2 separate regions of the Homo sapiens genome follow, and region 2 is linked to region 1. The links are chromatin loops, found by intact Hi-C in ENCODE. Cell type or tissue: endothelial cell of umbilical vein. All regions are shown on one strand. Each heading gives the region's core, and the rest is flanking DNA. Links, peaks and the distances in the headings are about the cores only.

What was found. A loop is a pair of places that touch in the nucleus more often than their neighbours do. Peaks named below come from ENCODE experiments on the same cell type or tissue, not always from the same donor. Only the 100,000 strongest peaks of a DNase experiment are listed, where the experiment ranks them.
Region 2: a loop joins it to region 1, with 2.2 times the contacts of the local background. A loop is called at or near these places in 1 of 110 quality-filtered maps.

What each region holds. Positions count from the first base shown.
Region 1 is chr7:50,820,688-50,836,615 of GRCh38, forward strand. No RefSeq gene overlaps it. Among named protein-coding and RNA genes, the nearest start is that of GRB10, 46 kb to the left of the region's middle. RefSeq lists an enhancer at 5,712-6,911. In endothelial cell of umbilical vein, for the core only: no CTCF peak of the experiment used is centred there; a DNase peak (open chromatin) is centred at 6,284; H3K27ac peaks cover 2,302 bases.
Region 2 is chr7:50,721,538-50,737,465 of GRCh38, forward strand. GRB10 (growth factor receptor bound protein 10) reads right to left here. Exons shown (of 19, transcript NM_001350814.2): 4 at 10,735-10,831. The coding sequence starts at 10,785. Among named protein-coding and RNA genes, the nearest start is that of GRB10, 53 kb to the right of the region's middle. RefSeq lists an enhancer at 4,802-4,971. In endothelial cell of umbilical vein, for the core only: no CTCF peak of the experiment used is centred there; a DNase peak (open chromatin) is centred at 5,704; H3K27ac peaks cover 1,764 bases.

The sequences.
Region 1 (15,928 bases), core at 5,213-7,712:
GGTATTTAATAAATAAAAGTCATTACTGTTGGCAAGATGTCACTGTAGGTATTTATCAAACACTTAATATAGCACTTATTAGGTGCCAGGCACTATTCTATATACTTTTAAAATATTAACTAAATTAATTATCAATTAATGCATAGTCCTACAATGATCCCAGTTTTACTCATGAGGAAACAAGCACAAAGAGACAGTAACTTTGCCCAAAGTCACACAGCTGGTAAGTGGGAGAGACTGGATCCACATATAGGCAGTCTGGCTCTAGAATCTTTGCTTTTATTTGCTACTCTCCCTCAACATCAACATTAGAAAAGAAACATCCTCATATCTAAGGAATATCTCTCCATGTTCAATGATTGATTAGTTGGTTGAGATCATTTTGATATAATCTAAGTGTGTGTTTTAGATTTTCCAGGGAAGTTCATCAGTAACCCTAGCTTCTCTAGCAATTCTGGCAAAACAAACAAATAAATAAAATCAAATAAACCTGGCTCCAAACAAAATGAAACACAGAAACAAACAAAACAATAAAGCCTTCTGATGGACGAAAATGTGGATGTAGGACAGCTGAAAAATATTCTTCCTAAAATTATCATTAGATGGAAAATCTCAGGTGGTAAGGTGCAGAGCTACTGGCTATTAAAGCCTATCTTTATCTGCAGATTCATCTGCCAACACATTAGAATGGGCCTCTTCGAAGCAGGAGGAGACACAGCGGGTGGGCCATGAGGAGAGTCACGCCAAGGAATCTTCTCTGTGAATCAGCTCCTTTGGGCTTCAGTAACCTGGTAAGGTCCAAAAATCATGTGGAAAGCGGGCACCCCTATGCGTGTGCTCCCTGAAGGAGAAGGAAAGAGACAGCATACTGTCAGCCGTGTTGTTATGTGCACGCTGACAAACTGTGGTACGTGCTCCACGTGGAGAATGTGGAGGAGAGGGGATTGCCTGGAACGTCATTGTAGGGAAAGGTCCTTTCCGGCTGCAGAAGCTGAGTCATCTGGGGACAGAACCATCATCTCACTTCCAGCCAGATGAGAACAACTGTCTTTGGTTGCTCACAGGGCACACTGTAGCTTTAGACAGTGACAAACTATTTGACCGGCCAACACCAAAAAAGTATTTTGAGCTTATGGAAAGTTAGTATGAGATCATGCACTGCTAAAATATAAAAGGGGAGCTCAGATAATGCCTGCAGTGACAGGCACACAAATGGCCGGTGTCATATATCGCCTTTATTTGCAGACAGGCTTTTCCTTCAGCCTGATCAGGCTGGTGTCTGATGTTAGCACTTGGGATCAGCTTTAGAAAAAGCTGAACTGGGGAGGAGATTCATTGGTCATAACTATTGAAAAGAAGACAAAAAGATTCAGAGTCTGTAATTTTCCCACCCACATTAAGTTATTTGGATAAAAGTCCGCCGTCATAACCAGTCTGAATTCACTAAAAATAACGTACATCTGAGAATATTTCCACAGGTTTGACCACTGGTTCCCTAAGAAAAAGAGCAGAGAATACAGTCCAGTACCAGAAAGTTTAGGATTTAGTTGACATTTATTGCAGGAGATTTATCGACTCATGAGATAAATATTGACCAAGGCAAAGTCAAGGTTATTACTTATCTTCAAGAATAATAAATCTTGGTATTCTCAGTGACACAAAGTCAATATGTACGTTGCTACATAAATTCCAAACGAAGATTTTCATTGAAACATCTGTAAATCTCTCCATCATGACCACGAGAGTAGCTTTTTAAAATTTGCTATTAAAGGGAAATGGATACCAAGACCTGATGGGAACATCTACTGTTCACCCCTGTGAAACTAACCAGGTGGCCTTAATTTTCATTGTGATGGAATCCCTGATTAGTTCATCAAAACATAGTCCAGTCATTGTTAGTTGGTCTTTATTGTCACTGATTCCAAGTAAAAGAGTCAAAATTTTCTCATCCCAAGTAAAAGGCAGAATGAGCCCATATATTCTTGACAACCACTATATTTCAGGATAAAATGTAGTCACTTTTTAAATATGTGCAATAGATGAATTCTAGTAAGGTTGAAGGAGAACATGAAAGAGAAAGAAAATGGAGTCTTGGTGGCATGTGTAAAAGATCGGCTTCTAGGACTCGGTCCTCCACCTTTTCTCTTCAACCCATCCAGAAGCACTCAGCAGGCCTTTACTAGAGTATGCATGAGTAGGCGAGTATGCATGAGAATAACTGGTGACTAACTAGACTATGCACTTAACCCTCTGTAAAAATCAGTGGAGATGCAAAACAATGGAAAACCATGGCATCTGTCCCGAAGAAACTCTTCTCCAGGGAGCTTTGTGTATGTCAGGGCCAGTATTTGCAATTTCCTGCCTTAATCTGGGTTCTATAATTTTTGGTCCTCAAGAATGTAGGTGGATGCATCCGTGTGTGACTGCATCGTGCCTGGCAGCCTTTACAGAATTTTGGCTGTGCCATGGGAGCCCAGCTCCTGACAAGGTTTGCTGCCACTTCTGACCTGTGAGTTGACCCTGACCATCACCCCCTTCACAGCCTCTTTGATTCCATTCTCAGCATGACAGCCACAACACCTGTTATGGTTTAAGATCATGCCCTCTGGTAAAGCCCTCTGGTGGCTTCCCATCTGTGTTAGTTTCTTAGGGCTCCCATGACGAGGTGCCACAAACTGAGAAGCTTAAAAAAACAGAACTTTATTCTCTCACGGTTTCAGAGGCTGGAAGTCCAAAATCAAGGTATCAGAAGGGCCACGCTCCCTCCAAAGGCTCCCGGGCAGAATCCACCCTGCCCTTCCATCCACTGTGCTCCTTGGCCTGTAGCTGCATCATTCAATCTCTGTCTCTGTCATTCTCCCTGTGTGTATCTGGTGTGTCCCCTCCTCTTCTTTTTTCTTTTGAGACAGAGTCTCGCTCTATCACCCAAACTGGGGTGCCATGGTGCGATCTCGACTCACTGCAATCTCCACCTCCTGGGTTCAAGCAATTCTCCTGCCTCAGCCTCCCGAGCAGCTGGGACTACAGGTGTGCGCCACCACACCTGGCTAATTTTCGTATTTTTAGTAGAGACGGGGGTTTCACCATATTGGCCAGGCTGGTCTCGAACTCCTAATTTCGTGATCCACCTGCCTTGGCCTCCCAGTCCTCCCTCTTCTTATAAGAACACCCATTATTGGATTTAAGGCCCCTCTGTTTCCAGTATGACCTCATTTTATCTTGATTACATTCGCAAAGACCCTGTCTTCAAATAAGGTCACATTCACAGGCACCAGAGCTTAGGGCTTGAACCTATCTTTGGGGGACACAGTTAAACCCACCACACCATCTTACCCAGAATGAAAACTGACCTCTTTGTTCTTGCCTCCAAGGCCCACTCGTATGGCTTCTCCCTCCCTTCCCAACACCCTCTCAGGCACCCTCCCCACTGATACTGCTCCATGTGTACTTCCTATTTCTTGAGTAGGCCTTACTCTTTCTCCCCTTGAGCCTTTCTCTTGCCTTCTCCCTCTGTCTGTAATAATCCTACCCTGGTCTCCAAACAGCTGACATCTTCTTCTTCAGGGCTCTGCCCAGAGAGCCTTCCTGGGCCACTCAGCCTAAGTGCACCTGACACCTCATCTTTGTCCTATCACTCTGCTTGCTTGCTTCATGGACTCACTCCTGCCTGAAATGATGTTTTAAAATTTGTTGTCTTATTTATTCCCTTTCTCCTCCACTAGAATGTAAGTTTCAGAAGAGCAGGGACCTTGCCTGTCTCAGTCTTGCTCTATGAGCAACTGCTAGAACAGAGCAGACCCTTACCTAATATTTGTTGAATGAATGAGTAGTCAGTTTCCTCTACCGTGGCCTTGAGGAGGGGACATCCCGAATCCAGGAAACCTCTACTATCAAGACACTGGTCTCTAATTCGTGGGGACATTTTCCTTGCTTTTCCAAGCCTTCTTTCATGCCTCTTACACACCTTGTCCTTGGGATACCACATGGAATATAAGTTCAGTCCTGGAGCATTAAGAATTCGAGGTCTTAAGGAAGTTTTGGCTATTCATGTGCATTTATTTTGGCATTAAATTTGTGTTTTAACTATTGGAGGGAAAATATATTGAGACTTATTTGGTTGCTTTTCACTTATTTAAAAGCATTTAAGATTTACTTCACTTTACAATTCTATCAGTTTATTGCCTTTACAATTCTATCAGTTTATTGCCTTTCTGGAGTTTTTATTCTCCCAGTCATATTCCAAAATGACCCAGGATCTGAAAAAATTCAAACTGAGTGACTGTCCTCAACCTCATGTCTTGGGATGAGTCCTATTTACTCAGTGGGTGGGCTTTGCTGAGCTGTCTGGGTTTGAAGGATGCCTCACCACTTGCGGCCCCTGAAGATCAAAGCAGTCCATGCTCACTGTAGAGTAACCCTCAGCACAGAAGGGTACGATGCAAACACCCAGCCTTCTCACCCACGCCTCCTTCCCTGCCTGCCCCGTAAGGAACACCTATGCCCCAGGGCTCATCCAGAAAACAGTTTCTTTTGCATCCTTATAGATGAGTTCTTTCAATCTCTCCAGGCCACAGTTTCTTTGTCTATACCAGGGCTCAACTAATATTTTCTGCAAGGGGCTAGATAGTAAATAGTAAATATTTCAGGCTTTGCAAGCCATATGGTCACACTCTCTGGTGTCAAAGCAGTCGTAGACAATATGTAAATAAATGGGCAAGGCTATGTTTATAAAACTTCAGTTATGAACACTGAAGTTTGAATTCGGTCTAATTTTCACGTGTCACACAATAGTCTTCATAGATGTATTTTTCAACCATTTAGTCACATAACAACTGTTCTTAGCTCGTGGGCCCTATGAAATCAGGTGGTGGACATGTTTGGGCTGAGACCCCTGCTCTACGGGGGCATAAAACGCACAATATTGTGAGAATTCAGGAGCACGAGCTTTAACTAACAGCACAAGGCATATCACGTGAGAGTCATTCAGTGGCTGGTATTCACTGATCTCTATCAGAGCAGAAAACAGGTGCTTTTCGTGAGTGAAAGCAGGAGGCTGAAGGCCCACTGCACTTTTCTCGTGGGTGATTTGGGGTCTCTAACCAACACCTAAGGCAGCAAGCCATTTCTCCTCAATCCCTGAGTTACTCTGGTAAGGGAATCAAGTTTGCACTGCTTTTCATACTTTCCCCCACTAAATTTTATTATTTCCCTTTTGTTGGTTCTTTCTCTCTCAATTCTCTTTTCTAAGCTGACTCCATTTCTTTTCTGGAAATTTTCAGTATTGTGGGGCCTGGGTATTAGGGATTAGGAACACTTGCAATCTGAAAGCCTGTGTCTTAGGAAGGTGTATGCAAAGGGAATAAGTGGAGGGGAACCCCCTGTGAGCTGTGCAGACCAGAACAGGTTTTTCTCCTAAGGTAAGGGTGTTCAAGAGGAAAAACAATGTGCAGATATTAACTCTTCCTTGAAAGTTTGTTATGTAGAGTTAAAGATTGCAGATTACAGGCTTTAGAACCAAACTGCCTAGGCGCTAATCACACACTCAGAACCACGTGACTATAGATAGTCGCTAAACCTCTCAGATTTGGTAGCCTCATCCATAAAATTAGCGTGGTAATCATAATAGCAGATACCTCAATGTTATTGTTAAGATTTTTAAAAGTTAATATATGCATAGCCCTTAAATCAGTGCCTAGTATGGAATGGGTAATCACTGTTAATTTCTCAAACTTTTTATTTTGGAATAATTTTAGATTTAGAGAAAAGCTGTAAAGATAATACAGGGAGTTTCCCTATACTCTCCATCCAGTTTCCTGTAATTGTTAACATCTTACATATCCGCAGCATGTTTGTCACAACTATGAAATTAACACTGGCACAATACTACTAACTAAACTCCAGACTTTTTTTGTATTTCACCAGTTTTTTTCACTCATGCCTCTTTTCTGTTCCAGGATTCCATCCGGGATCCCACAGTGCATTTAGGCTGTCTCCTTAATCTCCTCCCATCTATGCCCATTTCTGGGACTTTGTTTCTTTTTCAAGACCATCACCCTTTGGAGGAGTGCTGATCAGGCATTCTGGATGATGTGCATCGCTTTGAGTTCGGCTGATGTTTTCTGTGATCGATTGGGGTTATGTTTTGGGGGTGAGTGCCATGGGGTGAAGTGCCCTTCTCATTGCCTCGCCTCGGGGGCACATGACTTCACCATGACTCAAGTCTGGTGATGTTAACCTTGAGCCCTTGGTTGTGGTGGCATCCGCTAGATTACTGCATTGTGAAGTTGCTATTTTTCTCTTTCCATACCCTTCTAGAGGAAGTGAGTCACCAGGTCCAGTCCACACTCACTAGGAGAGCAATGAAGCCCCACCTCCTGGAGAAGTGGCTGCATCAATGCTCCCCTGTATTACTTGTGGTGCTTCTGTGAGAAAGATTTGTCTCTTTTTCCCTATGTATTTGCTTATTCACATGTTTACTTATATTGGCATAGACTCATGGATTGTTCCAGCTTTGGCCATTGGGTACTGTTTCAGGATGACTCCTGTGTGCTTTTGATGTGTTCCTATTTTTTAAAGCATGTCCTCTGATGCTACAGGATGCTTCAGGCTGATCTGGAATTTCCCTTAATTCAGTTATTAATTCAGCCATAGGATTGTATGAGGATGCATGACACAGGGGACTTTTATTGTTTGGTCTGTCCAGGATCCCCCATCCCTGGAAGAACTCATCTCCCCATCCCTTGTGGTCCTAGGTTGTCCATCAGCACACCACCCCCAGTGGGCCACAGGAGGAAGGACTGATGCAAAGGGTATGCATTTCCACAGGGCCAGGAGGGCCTCCCTTGAGGTGGCTATGTGTATGTTGGGAAGGAGAGTTTCACTTTCCCTGTGCTGCTAAACTGGGAAGCTGGTGGTGGCCATCTTCCCCACTTCATGAGAGAACTTGCCTTCAGAAGAAGCCAATACAACAGGAGGCAGAGCTGACCTTGAGAGAGAGCCCTGCCTGTATGACAGCACCTCCCATCCAGCTCTTCTTGACACTCTTCAATGTTCCACCTACATGGACCAAGACACTCCAATTGCTTTTTAAGCTCATTGTGCATATGACTACATGAAGTACCTAGCATGAGGACCACATCTTTCTGCCAGTCCGGCCCTTCATAGAATTTACACCCCACCTACTTCGATGGACACCAAAATATAATCCTCACACTTGACCTAGACACACCCATTATGCTGATTGAAACAAATCAAACTTTAAAAGCACTTCAGAAGACTACTTTTTAGAATCTAGTAATCACCCTTGATTTATGCTTTATGCAAAATTACACAGATTTTTAATGAATTTTTGCACAAATCTAAGTATAAATACAGATGCTCCTGAACTTACAATGGAGCTACTTCCCAATAAATCCATCATAAGTTGAAAATATAGTGAGTTGAAAATGCATTTAATACACCTAACCTACTGAGCATTGTAGCTGAGACTAAAACATTCTCAGAACACTGACATTAGCCTACACCTGGGCAAAATCATCTAATCCAAAGCCTATTACAAAAAGTGGAGAATATCTTATGTGATTTATTGAGTACTGTACTGAAAGCGAAACTAAGAATGGCTGTATAAGTACTCAAAGTACAGTTTCTACTACATGTGTATCACTTTTGCACCATTGTAAAGTTGAAAAACCTTAAGTTGAACCATCGTAAGTTGGGGATTATCTGTATATCACTTTAATAAGGCGAAAACAATACTACAACCTAATGATCATAAAGATATAGTGGAATAGGTACATTTATATAAGTAATAGAGTAAAAGGTTATACAAATCAACATCCATAAAATTGTGGGATTTTTGATCTAATAATCTCACTTGTGGATGTAACCTAAGGAATTTAAAAAAGTTTTTTTAAAGACAGATTCATAAGTTTTTTGCAGTCTGATTATTTAATAGAGAAATATGGGAAACAATTTATGTGTTCCACAATGGGGTCTTTTTTTTTTTAAGTGAAACCTTAACTCTTTGAAATGTTATATGATTTTTAAAAATTATAAACATGAAGAAACTCAAGCAAGATAATGATATTTATTATGGAGGCTGCATTACTCGGGACAGGTTAAGTTATTATGACTTAGAATAAGGGCCCCCAGGAGTGTGTGGACAGAGGAAAGGGATGTGAGGACATGGTGAGAAGGCAGCCGTCTATAAGCCAGGAAAAGAGCCCTCACCAGAAATGACACTACCTGCACCTTGTTGATCTTGGGCTTCCAGCCTCCAGAACTGTGAGGAAATAAATTTCTGTTGTTTAAGGCACACACAGTCTGTGGTATTCTATTCTGGAAGCCTGAGCTGACTAACACATGGGCAGAGAGGTACAAGCCTAGCATACCTCCGGAAGTGAAAAATACTGGAAATAATTGATGAACAGCAGTGATGTCTACTAAAGAGGATGAAATAAAAACAACAAAGAAACAAAATAACAGAATACATCCTTGGTGACTTAATAGCTGTATAATATAGTTTCATTTCTCCCTGGCCTTTAATACTATATCTTGTAAATGTTTTATTGAGATACAATTCACATACTATAAAATTCACCCTTATTGAGTGTACAATACAGTTAATTTTTTAGTGTATTCACAAAGTTATGCAACCCTAACCACTGTCTAGGTCCACAACATTTTTATCACTCCAAAAAGAAATGCCATTAACAGTCACTCCTCACTTGCCTCTCCTCCCAGCCCATGGAACTAGTTGTCTACTTTCAGGCTCCATAAGTCTGCCTCTTCTGCACATCTCACGTAAATGGAACCATATAACCTCTCAGCTCTGTCTCATCAAATTATGGAGTCTTCTGGCATGTGGGTTCCTCCCTCTGCACTGTTACCTGGGAGCTCTTTCAAGAGAGGGGCAATGTTAAGGCTTGCATGGTTTGCTTCCTGCCTCATGGTGATCACTGTCCTGCATCAGGTGGTGTCTAGTATCTTGAAAGCTGATGGTGTTTTTAACTTGTTTTATTGTTGTTGTTATTATTTTCATCAAGAGGATAAATGTGATACCTGTTACTCTATGTTGGCCCAAAGTGGAACCCTACATTGCATTTATACATTTTACACATTTTGCTTTCACATAAGACTGTTTGAATAGTGTGTTCTTCAGCTCGGCTACAAAGTTTGAACACTTTTTTTTTTTTGAGATGGAGTTTCACTCTTGTTGCCCAGGCTGGAGTGCAATGGCATGATCTTGGCTCACTGCAACCTCTGCCTCCCATGTTCAAGCGATTCTCCTGCCTCAGCCTTCTGAATAGCAAGGATTACAGGCATGTGCCACCTCATCCGGTTAACTTTGTATTTTTAGTAGAGACAGGGTTTCACCATGTTGGTCAGGCTGGTCTCGAACTTCTGACCTCAGGTGATCTGCCTTCCTCGGCTTCCCTAAGTGCTGGGATTACAGACGTGAGCCACTGCACCCGGCCCAAGGTTTGAACACTTCAGATGTAGAGCTGTGATCACAGTAAAGAAAATGGAGGAGGAAAGAAATGGAGGAGGAAAGAAGAGACCTGGATTTTATTTTTTTATTTTATTTTATTTTTTGAGATGGAGTCTTGCTCTGTCGCCCAGGCTGGAGTGCAGTGGCACGATCTCGGCTCACTGCAACCTCTGTCTCTCAGGTTCAAGCAATTCTCTGCCTCAGGCTCTTGAGTAGCTGGGATTAGCCACCATGCCTGGCTAATTTTTGTAGTTTTAGTAGTTACGGGGTTTCACCATCTTGGCCAGGATGGTCTTGAACTCCTGACCTCGTGATTCACCTGCCTCAGCCTCCCAAAGTGCTGGGATTACAGGCATGAGCCACAGCGCCTGGAGAGACCTGAATTTTATTGTATACAGTCCATACACAAAACTCGGGTGCAACTTATCAAACTCCAATTCATCTTCCAAACTTTCTCTTTCAGAAACACTTCCTATATGAGGTCTTCCTGCAAATGTCTGCACTGCCCTCAAATTAATCATTCCACCTTTGTATCATTTTGTCCAGTTTCAATATCTTGTGCATATTTGTTATTGCTTGTATTATAATTATTTTTGGCCTCATTTTTGTCTTCTTTGACTGCAAGCTCCATGAGGCTAGCAGAATGTGTTATATGTGTTTGGTCTGCAGACTTACCGTGATACCTGGCTCACGGTAATTGTTCTATAAATATTTTTTGCACTAAATTGTATACATATCTTTTATTTCACAAACTACGTCCATTATGTAAGCAAGCTAGTTTTCCTTCTCTTTTAGTAGGAAGAGGGAAAAAAAGTGAAAAATATCAAATGTTTTGCCTAAGATGAATGATCAGGAAATTGGAGACAAGGACGGAAACCCAGCCAGGGCTCTAGGTCTTCCACATCATTTGCTTCTCATGAGCAGTACTGTCCAGCAGAAACTTCTGTGAGGATACAAATCTTCTATATCTGTGCTGTCCAGTATGGTAGCCACTAGTCTCATGTGGCTACTGAGCACTTGATCAGTGTGACTGGGGACTTCCATACTTAATTTAAACTAATTTAAACCTAAACCTAAATAGCTACATGTGACCATTGGCTACCATATTGGACAGCCCAGCTCCATACTGTTGAAGACAGAGCCCTTGTCTTTTTCAACCCTTGAACTGCACATGCTCAACAGAAAAGAAGTTCTGAACCTGAGGGGTTTTTTGTTGATTTCTGAACAAAGAAGAAATTCAACAAAAGTGTCCAACCAATAGTTTTGCCAAACAGAAAGAAGACTGTCTAAAATAAAAAAAACCAAGATGAAATTTAGGAAAAGTAGATTAAAAGATCAACAATAAAAATGATCAAGTAAATAAGTGTTCTTAAAAACAGCCATGAATTTCAAGCCTTGGCAAAGAGTAGTTTGACCTTGAGGTTCTCTGTTCCTAAGTGACTTCCATGGTAAGCGTGGGTATGATAAACACACACACACACAAACACACAAACACACACACACACACACGAAATTGGAGAGGAGGAGGAGGATTGGAACCCAGCCAGGGCTCTAGAGCCCTAGTCTCATGACTTTCACATCATTTGCTTCTCATGAGCATTATTGTACAGCAGAACCTTCTGTGATGATGAAAATGTTCTGTATCTGTGCTGTCCAATATGGTAGCCACTAGTCGCATTGGCTAATGAGCACTGTATAAATACAGATATAGGTATAGACATATGTACTCTTAAAATCTCTTCAATTGAATTGCCTCATACTCCACTTAAGGGGCCATCCATGTTAAAGGTAAGTTATGGCCTCAGCAATGATGGCCAAGCCATTCTGATCTCCTACAATGTTGGGGAGATCTCCTTTGCCCTGCCCAGCTTGTCTGTCTCCTCTTTTTGAAGGGCAGTGTGCTGCCCTTCAAACGGTGCTGCCATAACAAGCCATGTGGCTCAAACAAGAGAAATGTATTGTCTCGCAGTTCTGGAGGTGAGAAGTCGAAGATCCAGGTGTCGGGTTGGCAGGGTTGGTTCCTTCTACGGGTGCTGAGGGAGGTCTGTTCACATGGTGTGGGGAAAAGAAAGGATAGCAGGGGGTTGCCATCAGCGTTGAGGGTGTCTGTGAAGCCCACACTTTTTCCCACTGTGGGGATGGGCTCTGCGCATATGACATTCACCTATCTTCTGTCCAATGTGGATTCCTGGGAGAAATTCTGGAATACATTAGCACTGGAAATTCAGAAATAGGGTGGAGAGAATCTGGTCAGTCTGAACGGAGGACCATGAACTTGAGGCTTCAGGGATGGTTGTATTTAACCAAAGAGGGTGTGGAGAGACTGCGGGGAGCAAAAGCCAGCCCGAGTTGCATTTCCTGCTCCCTGTTTCCGAATTTCACTTCTATCTGAAATCTGCACGTGTGTCCTTTCTTTGGGTTTGTGGAGATCACCCAATATCCTGCCCAAAATTCCATTTTTTCTTGCCCAAAGTCATGTCAGGTGGAATAGCCTTTTGCAACTGCAAGTCTTGGCTGAAACTCAGAAGCAGACAGGGCATGGAGCACAAGAATAGGAGGGTGGAGTATCCTGGACAGTGAGCACCTGCTCAGAGCAGAGATTAAGTTTGAGAGGACTGCTCCTTTTCTCTCCACACCCCCAAGCAAGCAGTAGGTGCCTTTCCAAAGAACAGGTATTGCTCCGTGGTTTCCAGACCAGCTCCAGTGAGTAAGACGAAGCTTTGTTTATCATCACTTCCCCACCCAAACCACACTCAAATAAGCAGTAAAAACCTCGAGACCTTAGTCATCAGTTGAGGTAAATTATAAACTTCTAAGAGTGTGGCTTCTCAGAGATACCACATTTTCCTCATATAATGAGCCTGCAGTTTGTGGCAAAGAATGACTTAAGAACAAGTGAACTCACTGTCTAAAAGGAGAATTTTTATCACTATCAATTGCTCTATGACTGACAGGGCTGTTATTTCTTTTGGTAGCAGAAAGGGCTAAAGTACAGAGAGAAACCCTAGAAATAAACACGGCCTGCGTAATGGCAAGGTTTTGTGTTGCCAAAGTCAAAAGAGCGCGTTCCTGGGTAAGAATCCTTACCCATCTTGCCCCATTCACTGTGATTCTGTAGCATCCAAATCAGTTACAAAAGCAGCCATGGCTGTGTTGGGCTGGGAGGCAACAGTGGTTGAAATACTGTCCTTGTGATAAAGGAGCTCAGAGTGGAAGAAGACGACACTGGCAAACAGAGCATGAAGATTCCCCGTGAGAAGTCCTCCAGATGGAGGAAGTCACGAATCACTTCATGGACACGAGGACCAATGGATTCTGCCTGCACAGGTCACAGAAGACTTCCCAGAAGAGCGGACATTTGAGGCAGATGTTACAGGATGCATAGGAATTGCCAGGCACAGGATGGGGACAATGTTGTAGTCAGAGACTGCGTGGAGGCTGGAGAGGGCATGGTGGGCCCAGTTAGTCACTGGCAATGTGGCCTGGCTGGAAGGTGGGGTATGAGAGGGGGCTGGTGGGAGGGAAAGCCGAAGGACAGGATGGGACTGGGTCACAGTGTGTTCTGGCTGGCATGGCGGGACCACAGAGGCGTCACCACATTTCTAAGTAGTGGTTGATATTCCAGATCTCAGATTTAGAAAATCATTCTGGCAGAAACGTTAAAGATGTATTTGGAGGGTGCTGGCTGCCGGGAGATCCAGTAGCGGGTTGCTGCAGGAACCCAGGCGAGGTATCACAACATGACTTTGAGAGGTGGTCTGTACTTCTATCTGGTTTTGTAGAGCAAGGAGGAAGTTCAATAAGTTTCCATTTTTAAGTGTTTGCCCTGCTGTTAATTTTGTATTGTTACTAGTAAAATTGTTAGAGGCAGCAGCAGAAGGCACATTGCAGATGGCAGAGATATTTTTTCACAGCTTTTATGGTGGATAACAATATATGTGACATTTTCCTCATTAATGTGAGCTTTGCTGTATGATTAAACATGCTAGGCATCTGTGATCTAAAATTACAAATGTGAAGAGCAACAGCTCAAATGTTTCAGTCAATAAATATACAGGAGACAGTCAACATGAAACAACTCCCCCCTATGCTCTCTTCCAGGAGGAGCTGCACTGACGGTGACAGCATTTTTGGCAATGGCTTGGCCTTCATCCTAAGGAAAGCAAGGGAACTGAAATCCCAGACTGCTAATTACACCCTGAGATTCCAACAGAAGAGAGTGGTTTCCATTAGGAAATCTCAATGCTAAGTGCCAACAGGGCTGGAGAGGGAATGGAGGCTTTACTGAGGAAATTAGGGAATTACTGAAGGGAGCCATGGAGGAGAAGAATTTCACTCCACCATTCAGACACAATGGAGAAGTGTGTAAGGTCAGTGGACACATCCAGTGACCAGTAGGCAGGACGCCTACATCTTTTTGCTGAGGGAAGTCTCCCCATTGCATGTGAGTGTGTGAGTGTGCGCACGTACTTGTGTGTGTGTGTTCTGTGCTCCCAGCTAAAGTAGAAGAAGATTCTTGAGAACTCGCCCTCTTCCCACATACTGATCACAGAAGGTGAGAAGCTTTCCCTTTTCTTAACTATTCTGATCTGTTGGCAGAGGCACCTCGAGTCACCATCGAGAACGATTTTCATGCCTGAATCAGCTTAATGGCTGGGGATGCCAGGTTGCTCAGTGATGTCTGGCATGGGTACAGAATCAGGAGTGGATCAGGGCTTCCGTTCTGACCATATGGACACAGTCAGAAAATAGGGAAGTGCAGATTCCAAAAGAGTAAAGAGGATTCAAATCAGTAATGATAGAGAGTGGAAGAAGAAGTCCAGATAAAGAGATTCTGCCAAAGCCATGGAATAAAAATGAGGCTTTTGCTCATGCCGGGTACATCTCCACATTCTGGAAAAAACATGGCATGGTGTGTGTAACGTCCAGTGATGAGGGACTGAGAGAACAATCTGGAGTTGCGGTGGTGGAGAGGAGCGGAGTGTGACATGGTGGTTGAGAGGAGAAAACCAGGGCTGATAGGATTAAGCAGTAGAATCAAGGCCACAGGAATAAAATTGGAGCAAAGATATTCACAACTCCATTCACTCACAATTACAACCCTATAGCTGAGTCATGTTGATATGAGATTTTATCTCTTTTGGGGCATTAGAGCCAGGCTGCTGCTCAGAAATCCAAATTCTCCAGCATTGGCATCAAGGTGCCTGGGTTTGTTTGCTCTGGTCGCCATAACAAAGCACCACAGCTGGGGGACTTCAACCACAGAAATGTATTGTCCTGCAGTCCTGGAGGCTGGAAATCCAAGATCAAGGTGCAGGCAGGATTGGTTTCTCCTGAGGCCTCTCTCCTTGGCTTGCCTTCTGTCTGTGTCCTCGTATGGTCTTCCTTCTGAGTGTGTCTGTGTCCCAACCTCTCTCTTTATGAGGACACCAGTCAGATTGGGTTAAGGCCCACCCTAATGGCCTCATGTTACCATAATTCAATCACATTCTGAGGTCTTGGGGATTAGGACTCCAACATATGAATTTTGGGGGACACAATTTAGCCTTTAACAGTGACCTCAAGACCCTGTGGGTGAACTGATGCCCCACCTCCCAGTGCTTATTCAGAATGCTCACACCGTCATGATCCATGATCATTCTTCCCTGCGCGGGAGATCAGAGCCTAGAACTGAGATCTCTGATAACGTCTCTCCATTGCTGGAAGAGTTCATTGGGCTGTGACTGACCCTCCAGACCTCTAGGAATCAGCCAGCAGGTGACACATGTTGTCCTGACCTTCAGTGAATGCTGCCTGAAGGATGGGGGGTAGGAACAATAGAAGTCTCCCTTTCTCCCTCCACATACACTCAAAAATTGAGCATCTCAAAGGGAAGGGCCAGGCTATCCTCGACTGGGTGGGAGTTTAAGCCATCACAGCCATGTTCCTCCAACCTGACCTCGTTCTCTCCTACCTCACCCCAAATAATCCAGCAAGAGGTGAATCTAGGTGCTTCTCCTTGTGTCTGCTCATGCCTTGTAAGTAAGGGAAGAATGACAGTGACATGCTGCCATGCTTTCAGGCACATTTTTAATGGGTTCAAGTTTCCACTCATCAGTGGCTTCATCTTTATCCTGTGGCCAGCTCCCTGAGGTAGGGCTTAGCCTAGCCTGTGACCAAATGGGTCATCTTGAGTCTATCAGCTCCTGAGGTCTAAGCTGAAAACTTATATGTGAAGTCCCATTGGCTTTCAAGGGAGGCCGAACTTCTATGATCAAGTTAATCATTCGCTTTGCCTTGTTTCAGACCAGTGAGACCCCAAGAGGACAAGACGGTCAAGAGGTGGAATTTGCATACCAAAATCCACCCTGAATCATCAACTGTTCTGTGGTGATTATTTTATAGGTTTTTGTGAAGATTAAATCAGATGGCATATGTCAGGTGCCTGGAATGTGCTGA
Region 2 (15,928 bases), core at 4,557-7,056, 100 kb before region 1:
GTGAGCCCACCCCACCTGCTACCACCTTCTTGCTCTGCTGGCCCAAGCCCCGGTCTGTTAGCTCTTGTCTCTGCCCCTCGTAGGGCTCTGCAGCTTGAGAATTAGGTGTTCTGACCTGGGCTGGGGACGGGGTCTCACCTCACCATGTCACCCATTCCCCACTGGGTAGGGGCCAAACAGAAGGGTGATAGGTCTCCACTCTGTCCTCAAGCAGAATCTGGGGTGGCTGAGGATGGGGGAGGACAGACGACAGCATAAGGAGGGGTCAGGCAGAGGGAGGCCCAGGACTGGCTGCAGGAATGCAAGAGAAGGCTCCATGGGGGTGTGGCAGGGACTGCTGTGGGAAGGGAAGGTGTCTGGGCTGAAGTCCAGGGAAATGGCCCAGGCCAAGAAACGGAAGAAGAAGACAGCGCGTGGAGCGGGGAGAAGGGAGCAGAGCAGTTCAGTATTACTGGTGGCAAAGGAGAGCCCAGGCTGCTGGTAGGGAGGATCAGGCCAAAGACAGGCTGAGGAGGCTGGCCCGGTCACTATGCTACCTCCTATGCCCTCCTCTCCTGTCTCTCCTGCACCCCAGAGGCAGGGTGTACCACGGGCCCAGTAGCTCCCAGCTTCCCAGGCTGTCCCCCACCAGCTGAGCCCCGAACCCTTAACCTGCACCACGCCACAGCCCCTCTGCCCTGCCCACTCTCATGCCCACTCAGGAGGCCAAGGACTGGCCATAAACTTACGTTCAAGGACTTCCTGCAAGGGTCATTCCAAGATCCAAAGCGGCTTCCTAAGGTGATAGAAAGGTCCCCTGGAAGGCCCCAGGGTAACCCCGCCTGGCACCAAAGAAGTGTCAGGGCAAAGATGTTGGATGGCACAGACAGAGCAGCTCTGAGAGCATCTGTAGTCCCATGAGCTTGCAGCAAGGTGGGAAATTCCATGTGTTCGAAGATTTCAAAGCCACAGAAAGCACATTCCCATCTGCCAGGAGAACATAGTTGATGGGGGCACATGGGCAGCAACAGCTTCAAAGCCCTGTGACAAGCACTCAAGAAAGGGGAGTCCAGGGTGAAGAGGTGACAGAACCAGTGATGCGAGCCAGGGTGACAGGGCCCAGAGTGACCGGATGATGGGGGATGGACTATGGGGGAGAATGCCAGGGTGACAAGGTGACAGAGTGATGAGGTGGGGTGACAGGGTACCGCCCCCTCTCCTTCCCCGACATTACTTATACCTGGCCTCCAAACACACAGCTTGTTCTCCATAAAGCCTCTCCTCAGAAGCTGCCCTCAATGTCCTCCTTGGGTAGGGTTATTTTTAATCCCATTTCACCCACCTTAGGTAAAGATAGCGCTCTCAGGATTAAGTTGTTTCTCTAGATGCCCTGGCACTCACCCCTCATACTGCACAAGCTACAAAGGCCACATTTACGCCTTAGAAAGCTGAAAAATCCATATAAGTACCCTGCAAATGCCAAGAACCTGACCTCAAAGACCAATTTAATTGGAATTAACACCTTCACAATGTCGAAAAATAAAATACATTTATATAAAATTTACTTTTCTTTTAGTGAAGTTCTGAAGGGACAAGTAAAGCAAAATATAACCTTATAGCTATTTTTTCACAATACCAAGTAGCTTTTTTTTCTTTAAAAAAAGAGAAAAGTTGCAGTGAAGCAATGATGTCCTTGGCAGTGAAGGACTCAAATTCCAACTCTGTGTCCACAGACAGAGGGGTCAGGTGTTTCCTTATTTAGAGTCATTAAACAACAGGTACAATTCTCCTTCCTCTATTACTTGGGTACATCCTTTAAGCCCCGGCTATGTCTTACACACTTCTGTATTCCCAGAATGGGCAACCACAAAGAAACTGCCAATCATTTCCTCATTGTCCAAAGAACGAAATGTTCTAATGTTGTTTGGTCCCATCTTACAAATTAGCTGGGTTTCAGCTGAGGTCTGGAAATGAAGGATGAACCCCTCAGCCAGTACCCCAGAGCCTGCTAAACCAGAGTCTGGGGGCAAAGGAAGACGATGAAGGGTTTTTAGCGATCCAGCCCCTTGGATCCCAGGAGCAAAGGCCCTGTTCAGGGTTCCAGCGAAGTGCCCCTGGTCAACTGGGATTTCCTAAGGCCCCACTAGTTGGGTGGTCCCTGGAGGCTCTCATTTCATAACAGTGCAGGTATAACTGTCAGCCTCACACGCCTGAAGCGGTACTGGGATTCAAACCTGGGGCCTGCATGCCTCCTGGGCTGGCTCACCTCCCGCTGGCCACATGACCCTCCAAAACGGTGTAGACTCTTGATGGAGAAAAGACTAGAACAGCTGCTCAAGGCAAACAGACATAGGAAGGTGGGAGGTAGGTCACACTGAGAGCTACAGAGGGACCCACAGGCACCCTCCAACCTTCACGCCCTAGTGCAGTGGCAAGGAGCTGGTTAAGGACGGTTAGCAAAAGCACAGCGGAGTCACATCAGGCCTATAGGGAAGAGTGGACAACACAGTGGGAGGGCACAGATGCTGTCCCCCATGATCCGCCACTGGCTGGAGGCAGTGGACTCGCACGTTCCAGCAGCGCCTGAGGAAATCTCACCATGCACAAATGACACACCAAGGCCACAATGGGTCATAAACGCAAAGCTTCAACTTTGCAAACTGGAGCTGCCAAGGACAGAAAAACCACAGGCATGACTGTGATATCCTGAGATAGCCAAGACTAGTGCTTCAGGAGCCACCTGCGGGGAAGAAGCAGTTTTTGCTGTCCCTGTCAACCTGTCAAGCACGGATACTTCACAACTCACATAGCAATGAATTGCCAGAAAGTAAAATAAAACAAAAATACGATACACACCCACATTTTTATTCTTAAGTTCAACATTCAAATTGCTATAAAATCTCTAAACACATTTTCTCAATGTCTCTACTTATCATGAACTGGAAATAAACACGACCTGGGACACAGCAGTGGGTGCATGAAGAGACCTTCCTTCAAAAAAGTCAACATTGTGCTACAATGAGGGATGGGAGGATGGGTCCTGAAGGGAGAGCGTGAGCCGCCCAGCTCTGAGCTGGTCAGTCTCATCTGAAGTGTTGATTAGTTCTGGTCCTTCCCCTTGAAGAGGGCTAGGCAAGACAGGAGAAAGGAAACAGGAAAAAGTGCCACAAACCCCGACAAAGGAAGGATGCCTGAAGGAGCTGGGGGCTGGCTGGGTAATGACACATAACTTCAAACGCAGAGAGACGGAAGTGATTTGCTCTGCGTTACTGACAAGGCCAGAAGGGAGCACAGTCAATGTTACAGGAGGCCCATCTTCTGACCACAGATAAACAGCCTGTCCCTGAGGGTCATGAGTTCCCTTCCCTTTGGTAATCAAGTAATATGACTCTGTGCAAAGAAAACAGTTGAATCAAGGATTCATGCTCCAACCAGGTACGCCATGATGCCTTTCCAAGTCTGCGTGCGCTTGATACTGCCATCTCTCCTGGAAAAACACTCCCGGCAAGGTAGCTGTGCCTGCTGCCTGCTCTGCTGGTTACCTGCCTGCTGCCTGCCCTACCTGCTGTAATGGCGACTGATATGGTTTGCATTTGTATCCCCGCCCAAAATCTCATGTCCATCCCCAAGGTTGGAGGAGGAGCCTGGTGGTAGGTGACGGGATCACAGGGGCAGATGTCCCCCTTGCTATTCTCATGACAGTAAGTTGCCACGAGACCTGGTTGTTGGAAAGTGTGTAGCACCTCCCCTTTTGTGCTCTTTTCCTCCTGCTCCAGCCACGTAAGACTTGCCAGCTTCCCCTTTGCTTCTGCCATGATTTTAAGTTTCCTGAGGCCTTCCAGCCATGCTTCCTGTACAGGCTGCGGAACTATGAGTCAATTAAACCTCATTTCTTTATAAATTACCCAGTCCCAGGCAGTTCTTTATAAGCGGTGTGAGTGTGGACGAATACAGTGACACACACACAGCAGGTAAGTTTTGGTTTTTGTAGGTCTAGTAGAAACTTTGACACTTTACAACAGAAAAGGCAACCATCTGGTCTCATAAGTAAAACAAAAACAAAGACTTTGATAAGTGATTTCACAGTAGCTTCTGGGCAGATAGATGGCAAAGGGAAAGTTGATTACTAACATTGAACTTTCATGGGATGGAAAATTAAAAGAACACAAATATTTCTGTGGGGATTTAACCCCCATGATAAGTAGGAGGAAAACAGAAGTGGGATATAGGTATCCCTGATTAGATATGTCCTTCTAAAAGGCAGTGCAAAGTCATAGACCAATATTGTGTTCTGCTCCTCCACTGCTTATGAAATCTTATGAAAAAGATAATCAACTCTAGCACCCCCAATCAAATAGATATCTGCACAGCCAAGCACACGGTGCCAAGGAAAAACCAGACAGTGGAATGGTTAAGGACATAGGCTTCAGGCTTGACCCCGTACGCCTGATCCCTGATCTATCCCATTACAAGCTGTGTGACCTTGGGCAACTTACCAATATCTGCAAGCCCTGGTTTCCTGGAAAAAAGAAATAGAAAAAATAACACATCCAGAATATTTGCCACAGTACCAGAGAGAGGATAAAAATAACACAGGCTGGGTGCAGTGGCTCACCCCTATCTATAATCCCAGACCTTTGGGAGGCAGAGATGGGCAGACTACTTGAGACCAGAAGTTCAAGACCAGCCTGGCCAACATGGCGAAACCCCATCTCTGCTAAAAATACAAAAATTAGCCAGGTGTGATGGTGCATGCCTATAATTCCAGGTACTCGGGAGGCTGAGGCAGGACAATCGCTTGAACCCGGGAGGTGGGGGTTGCAGTGAGCTGAGATTGGGCCACTGCATTCCAGCCTAGGTGACAGAGTGAGACTCTGTCTCAAAAAAAACAAAAAACAAAAATAATACATAGAAAATATGTGATAAATATAGTTGTTTATATTATTCAAAAAAAATCAGACTTTAAGCCCATACTTGAGGATGATGATGTTTGAGAAGATTTAGGCATTAAAAAGAAAAGCACTGAGAATAAATATATACATATTTATGTATTTTTATTTCCATTTATTTACTTATCTGTCATATTTCATTGATTTTAAGACATGCCCCACTCCCCATTTTAACATTTTAAAAATGCAAACACCTTACGATCAGCACACATGACACATTTAGGGACAATACATAATAATCTTTATTTCAACTGAAAAGCTGTTGTTAAAACTGACTTATGGCATTTCATGATCAAAGAAATTCAATAAGTCCAAAATTGCAGGATACAAATTCTATGTTTTATTATAATAATTCTGAGGAGGAGATTTTGGCATTTGGACAAAAACTTGTTCTCCTCAGTCTCACCAACATTAAACATAAACACACTTCACAGAGACGAATGTACCTCTGTTACTCAGTAGGAGAGATGGTCTTTTTCTGCTTTGATAATCTCATCTGCAAAGGGGAGAACATGAAGGTCCCCACCGCGTAGCATTGGCAGGAGAGAAAATCCAAGTAAAGTCCTCAGCATGATGACCAGCATATAGTAAAAACCTCAGTTTTCTCATTTATAAAATGGGTATCATGAAGGTACCCAATTCACAGAGTCGGTGGAAGGCTGAAGACAAGGGAAGTAAACAGGAAGAGCTTAATCTTTTCCCCACTGCCAGCCTCTGAGTGGTCAGCTTGCAGGCTGTCGAATATGTTAGTTTTACAGTTCTAGCAGGAAATGACATGGGATGGGGGATTAATCACCCTCCCCTCTACTTGTCTGCACAAAGCACACCACTGACAGCATCCCAGGTCATGGTGGCCCATGGTTGGTTGTTGTACCTGTCTGTCTCCCTCCAGGGCTGGGAGCTCCCTGCAGGCAGGGTTGACATCTTGTTCACCTGGTACCCTAATACCCAGCCATGGTCTGCCAATCAACTGTTCATAAAATGGTAAGCGAACAAACAAATTAGTCAAAGTTACTTAGAACATTTAAAGAATAGAGTTTTCAACTGATTCTGTTAGTTACAGAAAGTGTAAACTATTTACTAATATGTAATTAACTACCTAGGATTTAAATAAATAAAGCCAGTTAACAGCAATTTGCCAGATCAATGAAAAGTATTTTCCCAAACCAAATGCCATCTATTTGTTTTAAGTGAATATTCACATGATTTTAAAGACTTAAAAAGATTATAATCTCAAATTTACATAAGTATCGCACAAATCACTTAAAAAAAAAAAACTTACATTCTTAAAAATAATTCTACACTCTAAAACAAAAAAATCACATACCAGCTCATCCAAACAGTGGCTCACATTTAACAGGGTCTTTTGTGTGCTAAACACAATGCCAAAGTTTATATAAGTGTCTTCCAATTTTCACAATGACGCTGAAAACAGAAGAAATGTGGAGAATTTAAACACCATGCCTAAAGCCATGCAGGTGAATAGTAGTCAACACACTGCCTGTTTTACCTCACAAAATATCTCCATAACATAGCTGCTGTTCCTAAGTTCAGAATCATAACCTTAAATGACTTGGAAAACCATTTTAGGTAAATGTCCTATCAGCTGGAACAGTCAAATAAAATTTAAAGAGAGACATTTCAAATGATCTTCGTAACTTCCCACCTCAAGGGTTAAGAGTGGCAGGTACTATCAACAAATTTCTTAAAGAAAATGTAGTCTAATAAAATGTTCTTTAGCCAAAGTATGGGGGGGGGGTGTAGTACTTAAAAATGAAAAACTACAGAATCACTCTTTCACTAAAAATAATAATAATAATAACAACAGTGACAGACTTTGGGAATGGAATTCATTTCCAGGAACTGAGCCCAAATCAACTCTCGGAGATGATGTCATCTTTCAGCTCCTCCACGCACTGCCAAAAGATTAAGGAATCTAGGGCACCCAACAGAAAATCCAAAGCTGTATGTGATCAGCAGATGAAGTCTCATCTGAGGACTGTTTCTAACCCAGAAAATGGGGAGGAGATGAGCTGATACAAGGAGGCCCCCTTGAGCCTCTGTCCATCCAAAAAGGTTCATTCTAGCAGTCAGTGTCCCAGAAAAAACTTTCTTCTGTAAAGGGTCAAACACTACCCAACTCTGCTGATGGGGCTTGGAAGCAGCCACAGACAATACAAAACCCAATGGCCAAGTTCCAATAAAACTTTAATTTTATTTTTTGAGACCGGGTCTTGCTCTGTCGCCCAGGCTGGAATGCAGTGGCACGATCTTGGCTCACTGCAACCTCCACCTCCTGGGTTCAAGCAATTCTCCTGCCTCAGCTTCCTGAGTAGCTGGGATAACAGGTGTGCGCCACCACGCCTGACTAATTTTTGTATTTTCAATAGAGACAGGGTATCCCCATGTTGGCCAAGCTGGTCTCGAACTCCTGGCCTCAAGTGGTCCACCCGCCTCTGCCTCCCAAAGTGCTGGGATTACAGGCGTGAGCCACCAAGACCAGCCTCCAATAAAACTTTATCTGCAAAAGCAGATTGCAGTTCGTCAAGCCCTGCACTAGAAGAGTAGGTTCCCCGCCTGAAGCTTCAGGGACACAGCACTGAAATGGAACCACAACACACATCTTGTGGTGTCCTGGGGCTGGACAGCGTGTATGTGCACTAATGCTGTTGCCATTATCTCCACCAAAAGCTGAGGCTCTGCAGGGCAGGATGGCAAGGAGAGTTTCTAAGATGGCTCATTTCTAAGCATGATTGTTTTTAATTCAGAAATCAGAAAACTATGAAAATAAAAACATTGCTTTTGGAAATTCAACAGTAAATTTAATCACCTACATAAAATTCACATGCAAGTTGTTTCATTTCTAATGCTCAGTTCAACATTGTGTACGGAAGTTTGTAGCCAAGCACATTTTATTTCCTATTTTGCATTTTTCTGAAAGATAATAAATGTTGCTTTTATTTACCATAATTTTGTCATAGGTGCATAATTCCTTCTTCAAAAGCCTGGAGGCTGGACATGGTTAAGAATTAAGAGTTTTGGGGAATGGAGAATGATAACACAGTGTCCACATCAATGAACACAGATGTGCAGGGCCCAGAGGGAGCTCCATAAACCCCATCCCACTTCCCAGGCAGACCCTGTGTTCGGCAAAGCTCTGGACTCTGCCGTGGCATAATAAATGAGGAAATTTCTTGCTTCAGACCTTTTGATTTTAAAAATGGCAGACAATGAGCTATAGGACCCTACTAACGGAGCCCCCCCCGAAGACCAAGGCAGCCGGCCCTCTCTCCCCCCGTTGTCCCATTTTATTTGCTTCAGAATTAGTATCATTATTCACAGCTATCTCACTTGCCAGTTGTTCCATGTCTGTCTCCTCCACTGGAATCCAGGAGCCCCAAAGATCTGTCTGCCGAGCTCAAAGCTGGCTCCCTAGCCCAAAACATGTGCCTGGTACCTGGCTGGTGCTCTATCAAAGAATTAAAGATCACAGCCCTTGACTCAGCTTCTAAAGGATGACCAGGCGCCGGGTAATTTAGACATATTTCCTCTAATCCCTGCTACAACCCAGATACCACTAACCCTTTTCTACCAAAACTTCGGTATGGAAACTGCGGTAGGGAAAGTTGCAGGATTTCTCCAAGGTCAGAGAATTATGATGTGTCACATTCTAAAGGAAAAACTTAAGTCTTAAAAGTGAAGTGGGTCATCCCCAACCTTGCCAGAACCCCTCCCCAACTGCTGCCCTCCAACAGCAGGATGATTAAATGCATACAGTAATTTTGGTGCTTCTGTGCATATTTTAAAAATCACATCAGTGACTCACGGACTGAACCATCTATCTAATCCAAGCCACTGCTGCAAGTGAACAGCTAGAATTAGAAAATTATTTGTATGTTGAAGGTTTTAAGAATAAATTTTTCTCTATAAAACTCTGGAGATTTATCTAATTATTATAATATAATTACGACTGCTCAAGACTGGAACCCATTGTAAATCATCCCATATTCTGAGAAATTCTGGAACTGTCATCTTATTTTCCAGGAACAAGGGACATATGCCGCCAAGTCTTGCTGTCAAATTTTTTAAAGAGTAAGACAGTGCTTTCAAATGGCCCTGAGAAGCAATGAGTATTTCCTCAAAGCATGACAGCACATAGCAGGGAAAGCCCACCCTTCCTTCCTGACTTCCTGGCTCCAGGAAAGCAGCCTGGGGCATCGGTGACTACAAACACCTAACAAGGCCATCAAGGGAGGAACTGACACAGCTTGTAAGTCTGCCACTTCTGTAGGTACCAGCAGGAAACTGGAAATGCCAGGAAGGGAAGGGAAGCTGACAGAACCTCTGTGGCCATTATCTGGCCCTAAAAGCCTATTCTATACCCAGCCGAGGACAGCACTACGAAAATGACCTCAAGAGAGACTTTCCCTTGGGGATGTTCTTTGAGCTCACTGACTGCACTCTCTTGGGACTGAGTAGGAAGTGGCAGGCAGGGGTGAAGGGTGCAGTCGGGCCCGGACAACTAGCTAACACTAACTGGCCACACGAGAACTGGACTTGTGACCTGTGGGTGCAGCACAGAGCTTTAATCAATGGGGGGAGGCAACCACAGCCTCTTTAAGAACAAGAAGACAATTATGCAGAGGGAGAGGCAGATGCCTGTTCCAGAGCTCACAAACTACACAGACTCAGGGGTCACCACCAAACTTTGCAGTTCGCTAAGGTTTTAATCCTCTTTTCTGGCTTGTAACCAATTTTGGCTTTGTGTCACATTCGACGATTAGAATGAACGGTATTCCTAATCTTCAGCCTTTCTTCGAAGGCTTGCTTCACTTAGATACCAAAAAAAAAAAAAAAATGTTCAAAGGCATCTTTTTGCAGCCATAATGCTGTAGGCAATTTCTCATCACAGTAGCTAAAAAGAGACTTCACAGACTAAGAGAGAAAATAAGTTCAAAGAAGTGCAAAAAGCTGACCACAGCCTGAACATATAAAAGGACTTCCAAACCTAGGACTGCTCCAGCCGAAAAGTCACAGGCCTGGGAGAGATGGTGTAAGTACTTCCAATGACAAATCACGAGTAAGGATGAACCAGGATTCGCGAATCAAATCTAAAGAACCAAAGACCATCCCCTAACAATGAATCTGTCTACACCAAGTGAAAGTTCAAATAAAATCTGTTTCAGAAGATGAAGGGAACTTGCAGATGAAACTGTTCTAGCAGCCCATGAAGAAGAGCTAGAGAAAGTGAAGGAACAGAAATGAACTTGTTCTCCCACAAAATTCCACCTAGGGCTCTCAGGAAAGGAAAGAGCCAATCTGTGGAGAGGACTCCCTCTAGAACATCTGTTAAGACACCAAGCCCTTTCTCCTTCCCACTCCCTCACGCGTGAGCACATGTGTCCAGGTGAATGTCCCGACAACCACCATCACTGCAGAACCCGTCATCAGGAGTGTCTGGCCCGACCCAGAAGGTGAAAAACACAGTGAGTGCTTGCTTCATTCCAAACACGGAAGCCCGGCTCTCAGGGGGCAACTCTGTACTACAACCAAACTCTTTTAGAAAAGTACGCACAGTCAAACGGGAATATGACCACGCTATCTTACAAGGCAAAGCAAGACACAGAAGACCGAGGCAGAAAGGGCAGTGGGCCTCTGCACCATGGGACTTGTCACCAGCCCCTGCTCCAGCGTGTCCTAGTGACCTGAGAGCTACAGAAACGATCCATGGCTGCTGGCGACATGTGTGCCCTGGCCCTCGACCAGCACCATCGGGCCAGGATCAGATATATGTGCTCGCCCATACCTGGTAGTACGGATGGTGCAAAAAGGAATCTGGGCAGCCGGCTAAAGCCATGGGTTCCTTCTGCCTTCTTCAAATTACATTTACTGCGCTGCAGCACCTGGAATAAAGACAGACTGTGAGAAGCCAAGCCAGAAAAAAAAAAAAAAATCCACTACTTATGGCTGGTTCAAGTGTGACATGTCTGAATGGGCAGCTCTTGGTCTTAGCTTGTAGGTTCAGTAAGGACACTTGCTCGGGGCACCAGCTTTTTGCTGACATGCAGAGATGGTCCCCAACTATGGTGCCCTGAGAGGTCATCTGTGAGGTCAAAAGTCTGTGGGGTAGAAGGGTGCCCAGAGTGGTGAGGGTGACATCAGACCCTCTAAATTTAACTCACACATTCCCAGCACTCTCCTGCACTGCCTCACCCTTCTTCCCTATACCATCTATTAACACCCTGCAAACTTCATCAAGCTTTCGCAAATAGGGATTCAGACAAATTCCAAAGAAGCCCAGAAGGGGTTGTGTGTGTGTGTTTGGGGACAGGACCACAGAACATCATTTGAGTGAACACTAGCTCCACAAGCCATAGAACAAATCGGAATTCTCAGTGGACATCCAACCTGACAAACTCATTACATACTCTCCCCTGTGGGCCACGGCACCTAGTACCGAATAAAATGAGGGATATTAATTCTAACAATCAGAATAACAACAACAAAAATCAAGACAAGACCCTGTTATGGGATGAACTGTATCCTCCCAAAGTTCCTAAGCTGCAGCCCTAACTCCTAGTACCTCAGAATGTGACTGTATTTGGAAGGAGGGTCTTTAAACACGTCACTAAGTTAAAATGAGATGATGAGGGTGGGCCCTAATCCAATACAAGCGGTGTTTTTGTAAGAAGAGAATATTAGAACACAGACTTGTACAGAGAGAAGACCATGTCAGGACACCTTGAGAAAATGAACATCTGCAAGCCAAGGAGAGAGGCCTCAGGAGAAACCAAATCGGCCGATACCTTTGATCATGGACTTCCAATATCCAGACTGCGGGAAATGGATTTCTGCTATTTAAGTCCCCTCGCCCCCTCCCCAGTCTGTGGCACTTTGTTATGACAGCCTTACTAAACTAACACAGACCCAAAATATAAAATCACTAGGGAATTCTCATCACAGCTAAAAGGAACAGAAGCATCCCAGATCTGTAAAATTTACTACCAACCATGTTTTCTGCAAGAGTTTCTCTAGAATCCCTCAAATCACCAAAGAACGCCCCAGAACACTTTGCTGGGGCTGAAAGGAAGCAGTCAATAGCAGTGGAAGTACTGGCACAATGAAGGGAGCAGGTCCATGACCTGGCTCAGACGTCCCCAACCTACTCAGTGAGAACTGTGCCCGCATCCACCCTTCACCTCTGCCATGATCAGCAGCCCCAAGGCCTCAGCCTTCTCCGGCTCACAGTCAGCCTGTCCTCGGGGTAGCTGGTGTTACACGTCAACAGTCCAGGCTCTAATTCCCAGTCACTTAGTCAAACACCAGTCTGGCTATTGCCATGAAGGTATTCTGTAGGTGTGGTTAATGTCTACAGTTACTTGGCTTAAAGGAAATGACCCTTAACAGAGGCATTACCCAATCCACAGAAGGCCTTGAGAGCAAACACTGAGATTTCCTAGAGAAACAAGAATTTAGCTTAAGACTGTAGCAAACTCCTGCTTGAGTTTCCAGCCTGCCTGCTCTGCAGATTTCAAACTTGCAAGTTCCTTAAAATAAATCTTTATATATTGAATACATATGAATATAAATATTTATATATTTAAACATATATTTATTTATTTTCATACACATATCGGTTTGGGTTCACTGGACAGGCCGTCACCCCTAGCCGTTGAGGTGGATCAGTGCCCCAAATCATTTGCTGCCAGATCGCAGGACCATGCCTGGATGTCTCCTGCGGGCAGCCAGGCGGCCTCTGCCTTCCACACCAGCAAACACACTCTTGTGCGACTCCTCACTCTCTACCTCACCCCACCACCTCCCATGTCCTAGCCCCATCTCTAAACACTCTTTCTGCCTTCTCCCCTAACTGCAAGGACCTGTTTCTCTCCCCTTCGCCCACATCTCTGAGGGCCTGGGAGAGGAAGGAGTGTCCTCTTGGCCACCTTGCCCGCTGGGTGACAGTTCTGCCACATCCCACCAGGCTGCCCACACCCCCCACGCACGCCGCACGCCTCCCTGCTGTGGTCATCTCCCAGTCTCCCAGCTCATCCGTGGAGACTCACTGGCCCTCACTAATATGCCTTCTGGAATTCCTGGATGTGTTTGACATATAGAAATATGTTCTTATTTTCTCCCTGAAGTTTCAAACTTAATGTGTGTTAAGACTGTCAAAAATATCACTTAATATGCCAATTTTATTACCTAAATATCACCTTTGAAAGTATTTGCCAAAGGAGATGGCTTCTCCGCCAGGAAAATGTGTGTCCCATAAGCCCAGTGGAACAGTTTCCTTGGGACAAGTAAACTATAGTTAGATACAGTAAGAGGGCTGGGCTATCTCTGGTCTCTAATAAAATGTAACCAATCCACAGCTAACATCATGCTTAATGGTGAAAGATGAAAAGCTTCTCCCCTGAGATCAGGAACAAGACAAAGACGCCAACTTTCACCACTTCTATTCAACATAGTATTGGAAGTCCTCGCCAGAGCACTGAGACAAGAAAAAGAAATAAAAGGGATCCAAATTGGAAAGGAGGAACTAAAATCATCAAGGTTCAGAGATGACATATGACATAATCTTATATGTAAAAACCCTAAAGATTCCATAATAAAAAACTATCAGAGCTAGTAAATGAGTTCAGCAAAGGTACAGGATACAAAGTGAACACGCAAAAACCATTTGTGTTTATAAATTAAGAACAATCCAATAGATAATTAAGAAAACAATTCCATTTACAATAGCATCAAAAATAACAAAATACTTAGAAATACATGTAATCAAAGAGGTGAACTACTTGTACACTGAAAACTAAAACATTGCTAAAAGAATAAAGACATAAATAAACGGTAAGACATGCTGTGTTGGAGGAACTAATATTGTTAAGATGAAATACTACCTAAAGCAATCTACAAATTCAATGCAGTCCCTATCAATATCCTAATGATATTTTTTTTTGCAGAAACAGAGCTGAGGGTGTGTGAAGGGCTGATCTTGTGAAGTTCTGTGAGCAAGCTGGCTAAGATTGAAAGGGGATGATTTAGGTTTTTCTGTAGGTTGAACATGAAAATGAAAGCACACTGATGCAGGGCCAGAATGTGGGCCCATGTGTCTGAGTAACAGGGTTTCCTTAAAAAAAGTGATCTGCTATTCAATGAAAAACTGTAAAGGACTCTAAAAAGTTTATGAAAATCTTACCTTATGGTCAAACTCATTAAAACTAATAAAAACTAATTAAAACTAGACAGATTTAAAAAATTTTATTAAAAAGTAGCTTTAGCATTAAAGATGCACTAATACAAACATGAAATTTGGTTTTCTCTTTTGAAAAAGACGTTTATATAATATTGTGATATATATAAAATGAAAGATTTTTTGTTTGCCTTTTGAGTAAACTACAGGAAAAAAAACAAAACAGAACAAAACAAAAAGCCATCCTAAAATTCATATGGCTTCTCAAGGGACCTGAACAGCCAAAACAATCTTGAAAAAGAACAACACGGAGAACTCACACTTCCCGATTTCAAAACTTACTAACGGCTGGGCATGGTGGCTCACGCCTGTAAACCTAGCACTTTGGAGACCAAGGCGGGCGGATCACTTGAGGTCAAGAGTTCGAGATCAGCCTGGCCAACATGGTGAAACCTCACCTCTACTAAAACTACAAAAATTAGCCAGGTGTGGTGGTATGTGCCTGTAATCCCAGCTACCTGGGAGCCTGAGGCAGGAGAATTGCTTGAACCTGGGAGGTGGAGGTTGCAGTGAGCCGAGATTGCGCCACTGCACTCCAGCCTGGGCAACACAGCCAGACTTCATCTCAAAAAAACAAAAGAAAACAAAATGAACAATAACAAAAAAACTTACTACCAGGCTACAGTAATCAAAACAGTCTGGTACTAACATAAGGACTAACATACACCAATGAAATAAAACAAACAGCCCAGAAATAAATCCTCACATATATGGTCAACTGATTTTCAGTAAGGATGCCAAGACCATTCGCTGAGGAAAAGACAGGCTTTTCAATAAATGAATGGTTCTGGGGGCTGAGTATGGTGGCTCACGCCTGTAATCCCCATACTTTGGGAGGCAGAGACAGGTGGATTGCTTGAGCCCAGAAGTTTGAGAACAGCCTGAACAACATGGTGAAACACCGCCTCTAAAAAAATTAGCCAGGCATGGTCACGTGCACTGTAGTCCCAGCTAATTGGGAGGCTGAGGCAGAAGGATCAAATTAAGCACAGGAATTGAGGATGCAGTGAGCTGTGATTAACGCCACTACACTCCAGCCAGGGCAACAGTGAGACTGTTTCAAAAAAATAAAAATAACCAATTTTTTTTAAACGGTCCTAGGAAAACTGGACATCAGCATGCAACAAAATGAAGCTGGACTCTAAACTTACACCATAAGCAAAAAGCAACTCAAAATGTATGAAAGACCTAAACGTAAGAGCTAAAACTATAAAACTCTTAGAAGTAAAGACAGGGAAAAATCTTCATGACATTAAATATGACAATGATTTCTCAGATATGACACCAAAGGTGCAGGCCGAAGAAAAAATAAACTGGGTTTCACCAAAATTCAAAATGTTTGTGCATCAAAGGATGCTATCAAAAGATTGTAAAGACAACACATAGAATGGGAAAAAATACTTACAAAGCATTTATCTGATAAGGGATTAAAACCCAGAATATATAAATGATATGGTTTGGCTCTGTGTCCCCACCCAAATCTCATGTTGAACTGTAATCCCCAGCGTTGGAGATGGAGCCTGATGGGAGGTGACCGGATCATGGGGGTGGTTTCTAACGGCGTAACACCATCCCCCTAGTGCTATCTCATGATAAAGGTCTCATAGCATCTGGCTGTTTAAAAGTGTGTAGCACCTCCCTCTTCACTCTTTCTCCTGCTCCAGCCACGTAAGATGTGCTTCCTTCCCCTTCACCTTCCTCCATGAGTCTAAGTTCCCTGAGGCCTCCCCAGCCATGCTTCCTGTAC